Linked DNA regions of Homo sapiens: region 2 is linked to region 1. Evidence: chromatin loops called from intact Hi-C (ENCODE). Cell type or tissue: PC-3. All regions are shown on one strand.

Evidence for each region. Peaks named below come from ENCODE experiments on the same cell type or tissue, not always from the same donor. Only the 100,000 strongest peaks of a DNase experiment are listed, where the experiment ranks them.
Region 2: a loop joins it to region 1, with 6 times the contacts of the local background. A loop is called at or near these places in 1 of 110 quality-filtered maps.

The regions. Positions count from the first base shown.
Region 1 is chr11:84,985,675-84,989,674 of GRCh38, reverse strand. All of the region lies in intron 6 of DLG2 (discs large MAGUK scaffold protein 2), which reads left to right. Among named protein-coding and RNA genes, the nearest start is that of DLG2, 640 kb to the left of the region's middle. In PC-3, no CTCF peak of the experiment used is centred here; a DNase peak (open chromatin) is centred at 1,784; H3K27ac peaks cover 1,165 bases.
Region 2 is chr11:85,084,636-85,088,635 of GRCh38, reverse strand. The region is part of intron 6 of DLG2 (discs large MAGUK scaffold protein 2); the gene reads left to right. Among named protein-coding and RNA genes, the nearest start is that of DLG2, 540 kb to the left of the region's middle. In PC-3, no CTCF peak of the experiment used is centred here; a DNase peak (open chromatin) is centred at 1,565; H3K4me3 peaks cover 602 bases; H3K27ac peaks cover 1,422 bases.

The DNA of each region.
Region 1 (4,000 bases):
TCAATTTGTTTTAGATATTCTAGCTCCTTTGCCTTTCCATATAATTTAAAAAATAACCTTGTCTGTATCCACAAAGCCAAAAAGTCTTGCTGAGATTTTGATAGTAATTGTATTAAATCTTTATCAGTTTGGGGAGATGTGCTATGTTGAGTTTTCCAATCCATGGAATGGTATACCTTTCCATTTATTTAGAACTTATGGCCAGTCATGGTGGCTCATGCCTGTAATCCCGGCACTTTGGGAGGCCAAGGTGGGTGGATCGCCTGAGGTCAAGAGTTTGAGACCACCCCGGCCAACATGGTGAAACCCCATCTCTACTAAAAATATAAAAATTAGCCGGGCGTGGTGGCAGATGCCTATAATCCCAGCTACTCAGGAGGCTGAGACAGGAGAATTGCTTGAACCTGGGGGTCAGAGGTTGCAGTGAGCTGAGATTACACCACTCCACTCCAGCTTGGGCAAAAGAGCGAAACTCCATCTCAAAAAAAGAACTTCTTTTATTTATTTCATTTGTGTGTGTAGTCTTTAGAATACAAGTCCTGTATATGTTTTGTTATACTATTTCATTTTTTTGAGCAGTTGTAAATAGTGTATTTTTAATTTTTGTGTCTGCATGTTCATTGCTAATATGTGGAGTTCTAATTTTTTTTATGTTTATCTTGTATCCTCTGACCTTGCCGAACTCATTAGTTCTAGGAGTTTTTATACACTAGGATTTTCCTATGTAGAAATTGATGTCATCTACAAATAAGGAGAATTTTCTTTCTTTCTTTCTGATCTGTATTCTTTATTATTATTTTTGTTTCCATAGGTTGTTGGGGAAAAGGTGATGTCTGGTTACGTGAGTAAGTTCTGTAGTGGTGATTTGTGAGATTTTGGTGCACCCATCACCTGAGAAGTATATATTACACCCAATTTGTAATCTTTTATCCCTCACTCCCTTCCCATCCTTTCCCCACTGAGTTCTCAAAGTTCATTGTGTCATTCTTATGCCTTTGCATCCTCATAGCTTAGGTCCCACTTATGAGCGAGCATACGATGTTTGGTTTTCCATTCCTGAGTTACTTCACTTAGAAAAATAGTCTCCAATCTCATCCAGGTTGCTGCGAAAGCCATTAATTCATTTCTTTTTATGGCTGAGTAGCATTCCATCATATATGTAATATATATAATATCAGTTTCTTTAGGCACTCATTGATTTATGGGCATATACATTGGTTCCACATTTTTGCAATTGCAAATTTTGCTGCTATAAATATGCATATGCAAGTATCTTTTTCATATAACGACTTCTTTTCCTCTGGGTAGATAGCCAGTAGTGGGATCGCTGGATCAAATGGTAGTTCTGCATTTAGTTCTCCATAGTGTAGTGTTAGTTTACATTCCCACTAGAAGTGTAGAAGTGTTCCCTGTTCACTGCATCCACACCAACATCTGTTTTTATTTTTTGATTATGGCCATTCTTGCAGGAGTAAGGTGGTATCAAATTGTGTTTTTGGTGTGCATTTCCCTGATCATTAGTGACGTTGAGCATTTTTTCCTACGTTTCTTGGCCATTTTTATATCTTCTTTTGAGAATTGTCTATTCATGTTTGTTTTTTCTTGCTCATTTGTTTGAGTTCATTGTAGATTCTGGATATTAGTCCTTTGCCAGATGTATAGATTGTGAAGATTTTTCTGCCACTCTGTGAGTTATATGTTTACTCTGCTGACCATTCCTTTTGCCATGCAAAAACTCTTTGTTTAATTAAGTCCCAGCTATTTATCTTTGTTTTTATTGCATTTGCTTTTGGGTTCTTGGTCATGAAATCCTTGCATAAGCCAATGCCCAGAAGGGATTTTCCAATGTTATCATCGAGAATTTTTATAGTTTCAGGTCTCACATTTAAGTCCTTGATCCATCTTGAGTTGATTTTTCTATAAGGTGAGATATGAGGATCCAGTTTCATTCTCTTACATGTGGCTTGCCAATTATCCCAGCACTGTTTGTTGAATAGGGTGTCTTTTCCCCACTTTATGTTTTTGTTTGCTTTGTCAAAGATCAGTTGGTTGTAAGTATTTGAGTTTATTTTTGAGTTCTGTATTCTGTTCCATTCGTCTATGTGCCTATTTTTATACCAGAACCATGCTGTTTTGGTGACTATGGCCTTAAAGTATAGTTTGAAATCAGGTAATGTGATGCCTCCAGATTTGTTCTTTTTGCTTAGTCTTGCTTTGGCTATGCAGGCTCTTTTTTGCTTCCATATTAATTTTAAATTTTTTTTTCTAATTCTGTGAGGAATGATGATGTTATTTTGATGGTAATTTTGTTGAATTTGTAGATTACTTTTGACAGTATGGTCATTTGTCATTTTCACAATATTGATTCTACCTAATCATGAGCATGGGATGTGTTTCCATTTGTTGGTGTTGTCTGTGATTTCTTTCAGCAGTGTTTTGTAGTTTATCTTGCTAGAGGTCTTTCACCTCCTTGGTTAGGTATATTCCTAAGTATTTTAATTTTTCGCAGCTATTGTAAAGGGGGTTGAGTTCTTGATTTGATTCTCCACTTGGTCGCTGTTGGTGTACAGAAGTGCTACTGATATGTGTAAATTAATTTTGTGTCCAGAAACTTTGCTGAAATCTTTTATCAGTTCTAGGAGCTTTCTGGAGGAGGCCTTAAGGTTTTCTAAGTAAATAATCATATCATCAGCAAACAGCAACAGTTTGACTTCCTCTTTACTAATTTGGATGCTCTGTATTTCTTTCTCTTTTCTGATTGCTCTGGCTAGGACTTCCAGTACTGTGTTGAAGAGGAGTGATTAGAGCAGGCATCCTTGTCTTGTTCTAGTTCTCAGAGGAAATGCTTTCAACTTTTCTCCATTCAGTATTATGTTGGCCATGGGTTTGTCATAGATGGCTTTTATTACACTGAGATATGTCCCTTGTATGCTGATTTTGCTGAGAGTTTTAATTATAAAAATACGCTGAATTTTGTCAAATGCTTTTTCCGCATCTATTGAGATGATCATGTGATTTTTGTTTTTAATTCTTTTTATGTGGTGTATCACATTGGACGTAACCATCCCTGGATCCCTGGTATGAAACCCACTTGATCATGGTGGATTATCTTTTTGATGTGTTGTTGGATTCGATTAGCTAGTATTGTGTTAAGGATTTTAGCATCTATGTTCATCAGGGATATTGGTCTGTAGTCTTCTTTTTTGGTTATGTCCTTTCCTGGTTTTGGTATTAGGGTGATACTGGCTTCATAGAGGATCCCCTCTTTCTCTATCTTGTGGAATAGTGTCAATAGGGTTGGTACCAATTCTTCTTTGATTGTCTGTCAGGATTCTGCTGTGAATCCATCTGGTCCTGGAGTTTTTTAAATTACCATTTCAATCTCGCTGCTTGTTGTTTTTCTGTTCAGGGTATCTAGTTCTTCCCGATTTAAGCTAGGAAGGTTGTATGTTTCCAGGAATTTATCCATCTCTAGGTTTTCTAGTTTATGTGCCTAAAGGTGTTCGTAGGGGCCTTGAATGATCTTTTGTAACTCTGTGGTGTCAGTTGTAATATCTCTCATTTCATTTGTAATTGGGCTTATTAGGATTTTTATCTCTTCTTTTCTTGGTTAATCTTGCTAATGGTCTATCAATTTTAGTTATCTTCTCTTCATCTTTTTTTTTTTTTTTTTTTTTTTTTTTGAGACGGAGTCTTGCTCCGTTGCCCAGGCTGGAGTGCAATGGTGCAATCGTGGCACACTGCAGCCTTCGTGTCCCGGATTCAAGTGATTCTCCTGCCCCACCCTCCTGAGCAGCTGGGGTTACAGGCACCCGCCATCATGCCCTGCTAATTTTTGTATTTTTGTAGAGATCGGGTTTCATCATGTTGGCCAGGCTGGTCTTGAAATCCTGACCTCAAGTGATCCGCCCAACTTGGCCTCCCAAGTGCTGGGATTACAGGCATGAGCCACCTTGATGGGCCTATTTATCTTTTCAAAGAACCTGCTTTTTGTTTCATT
Region 2 (4,000 bases), 99 kb before region 1:
TAGCTATCCTCACCTTATTCAAATAAAATAATGCTTTCTTTTTATTCATGAAGACTTGATCAGATGTCATCTCTTTGAAGTCTCTCCTGACCTCTAGTTTCTCTGTTGAGTCCTACCAGATTATTGTAACATGAATCACATGGAAGAAAATTTGAATGTTTATATGATTCTCTTCCCCAGTCTGAATCCTAGTGCAAAGCCGCTGAATCTTACTTAGCTTCCATTTCTCAGAGGCTAGAGTAGGATTTAGCATTTATAAGATGCTCAGTAGAGGCTCTTAAAATAAAAATGCATGAAATTTGAAAGGCTCACACAACAGAAATATATATTGATTCTGTCGATTACCTTCATTTCTTGGGAAAGACCTTTCCCATTGCTCAGGTCGCTTTGTTTCACCATTTACCTAGTTGCTATAGCCAGAACCTGAGTATTTCTTTTAATGACTTTTTTTCCCTTACCTTCTTCATTCAACCCATCATCATTTTTGGCATATCTCAAATTCATTTGTCTCCATATTTACTAATACTACCAGAGTCCAAGTTACCACTATCTATTACCTGGACTACAAACAATAGCATTTTAACTTGATCACTTTATTTTACAACAATACACTATTCACACATCAACCTACTAGCTTAACTTGAAAAATATAAATCTAATAATCTTGCCCTTTTTCCTTTCTTAAAACATTTTAATGTCTTTTTATTGTACTAAGAATGCATTTTAAATTCCTTAACACAGTGTCCTCAAATCCCTCCATGATCTGTTTTTTTTTTTTTTTTTTTTTTTTTGAGACGGAGTCTCGCTCTGTCGCCCAGGCCGGACTGCGGACTGCAGTGGCGCAATCTCGGCTCACTGCAAGCTCCGCTTCCCGGGTTCACGCCATTCTCCTGCCTCAGCCTCCCGAGTAGCTGGGACTACAGGCGCCCGCCACCGCGCCCGGCTAATTTTTTGTATTTTTAGTAGAGACGGGGTTTCACCTTGTTAGCCAGGATGGTCTCGATCTCCTGACCTCATGATCCACCCGCCTCGGCCTCCCAAAGTGCTGGGATTACAGGCGTGAGCCACCGCGCCCGGCCCATGATCTGGTTTTTGCATGTCTCCTCTAGTTCATGGCATGACAGTCTTTCCCTTTGGTTTAGCCACATGGTTTTCTTTCAGTTTTGGAAGACTCAAGGGCTTCTTGCCTAAGGGCTTTGGCCATCACTGTCTCATTTGCCTGGAGCATTCTTCATACACTGAAAGACTGGCACCTTTTAGTCTTTACATTTTAACTTAAGTGTTAATCATTTTAGAGATGGCTTCTCTATCCATGGGATTCCTCCTAGGGGCTCTCTCTCTCTCACTGTTTCACTCTCTCATACTCCTAATTACTTATTATTTCCCTAAACCCTTATCACAATTTGTAATTGTACCTTTATTTGCTTAGCTTTTAAATTACATTACAGGTTGTAAGCTCTGTAATGGCCAGGAATTTGTCTATTCTGTTCACTATATACCTAGTACCTAGCATAATGCCTGAGGCATAGAGTTCATTAAATATTTGTTTAATGATGAATTCATCCAAAAATGAATCACAATGAGCAAATGAATGAACAGAGCAATAGGAATGAGACAGCTTGACCTTAAAAGGCTATTGAGAAAATAACATATGGAAATGAACACAAAGATATTTAAAAAACAAAAGACATATACATGTACTAAGCTTTCGTATTATGTTAAACTTACTGTATTCTGAACTGTTTCATTGCTTCATATTTCAATTTGCTTTTGTGCTATAAGAAAATTTATGGCATTTCACAATTTAGATTTACTTGCCACTCTTGCTATGATTGATATGCCGTAGTCAATTAATTGAAACAAACTGCTTCATAAAAGAAGAGTCAAATCCCGTGACCTTTAGATGATTTGTGCATTTATGTATGTATGCACATAGTAATGCATACTAGGAAGATGCATAGGGCTTATAGATATGTGTGATTTGCCTCTCCTTCCTGATTTTGGAGTGTTGCTTTAGCTTAACTGAATTGTTTATCTTCAGACAGAGTTGAATTTTGGGAGCTACTAGGTCTTCATGCCAAGCAATATTTGGTAACATTATTGTGTCTTCTGGCTGCTCTGTCTTCATTTAATTGTTTATTTTTTTCTTCCTCTAGGTTTTATTTTACTTTCAGATTTCATATTACAGATTAGCTAGTGTAGTGCTCATACCAAGTGTCTGAAGATAACTATGTTTTTTCACTTTCTATAACTATTGTTTTTCATCCCATGTTCCATAAACTTTGGATTCTTCAGAAGAGTTTATTTGATGAGTAAGATTCTATGCATAGTGTCAGACATGGAGGGAAACCCTAAAAGAAATTGGATAAGTAACTTTGACTCAATTATACTAAAAATAAGATCAAATTGATTATGATGGATGGCTTCCAGACCCTTGGCACTACTGATTTACACTGTAGCCTAAATGAGATCTCAAGTATGGAAAAAACATTAGAATTATGGAAAGCCAGGCAGGTAGAAATTATAAAAATATGAGTGATTTAAAAAATAGCTGATTAAGTGTATATCTTCTATTTGTCTAGGGCACTTAAGGTCAACTGCAAAAGTTTTTTGGGGGATAAAGACATTATGAACTAGAGAATACTCATGATATATTTGTTTTAATTACAACCTAACCACTTAGGATAGACATAGAGCTTGTTTTAATTACAACCTAACCACATAGAATTGACAATAATGCTGCTAAAACTATTCACTCATCCAATAAATATTTATTATCTGTTATATAAAAAGCACTTTTCTAGGAAGGCAATGTAGTGAGTGTTTAAGGACACTGACTTTGGAGTCACAGTTCAAATACCTGTTAGCTGTGTGACCTTGGGCAAGTTGCTAAATCTTTAACCTTGCAAAAAGAGTTAAGATGGAAGTAAAATGTTATCTCCATATTAATGTAATTAAATTGTGTAAAACTCTCAACATAGGTCCTGGTACAGGATAAGTATTTGATAAATGATAGTCTTAGTCTAGTTCTTTTCTCATTCCTACTTTTAAAATAAACATTATTTTAATAAGTAGGTTATATTTGGTAAAAATATAATATTTATAAATATTATGGATGTTCACTGTGTTACAAATAAATTCATGATCTAATTGGGAAGGTAAAATACAAACACACAAAGATAATGAACAATTATAGGCAACAAATGTTAAGTTACAAAGGAAGGGAATTGAACAGTTTTTCTGCAGATATTTAGAGGAGTAAAGAGCAGTTTCTAGCATCATGAGATGTCCTTGAGATAGTATCTAGGAGTTTCTATATATCTAAGACTAATTTTAGAAGCCCATAACTAAAAAGGCTTGTATAGGATGATGGACTGCTTTGTTGAGTTGGGATAACAGTATGGATTGATGGCAGTCCAAGTAAGGTACAGTGCAGTACCAGAGTAAGACTGCAAATGCTACCTCATATTTCTCAGTAATACAGTGGACAAAATTGTAATTTTTATTCTGTTTCTATTGCAGTGTCTTAAGAAATTGTGTATAAGCATGATTGTGAAAAAATAACCAACAGAATCAGAATCAAAATTTCCTTTGGAGGTAGATATACAAAGTGTGAGTGGTAGGTAGACCTTCAAACTCTGGACCAAACTAACAGTTTATGGAGAACATGTTATTTCAGCAACTCAAGCTATATTTGCATAGCTTTGAGAGGCTATCTTCGACATTCAAAATTTATACCATTTTGAGAAACTCGTGCTTTCTCTAATGAAAATGTGTTTTGCTCAATTTGAGATATTTTTGAGTACAACTATGTGCTAAGCATTGTGCCAGTCACCGGAAACACCAGGTGAATCAGTCTCTATTCTGAATGATCTCATATATTTGTGATCACAGGTGGAATGGTAGGTTATGTCTATCTATTGTTGAAGGATAATGGGAGGAGATATGGATTTACCATGACAAAAATGGCAACCGATATAGAGCTGCTCACTAGTTATGA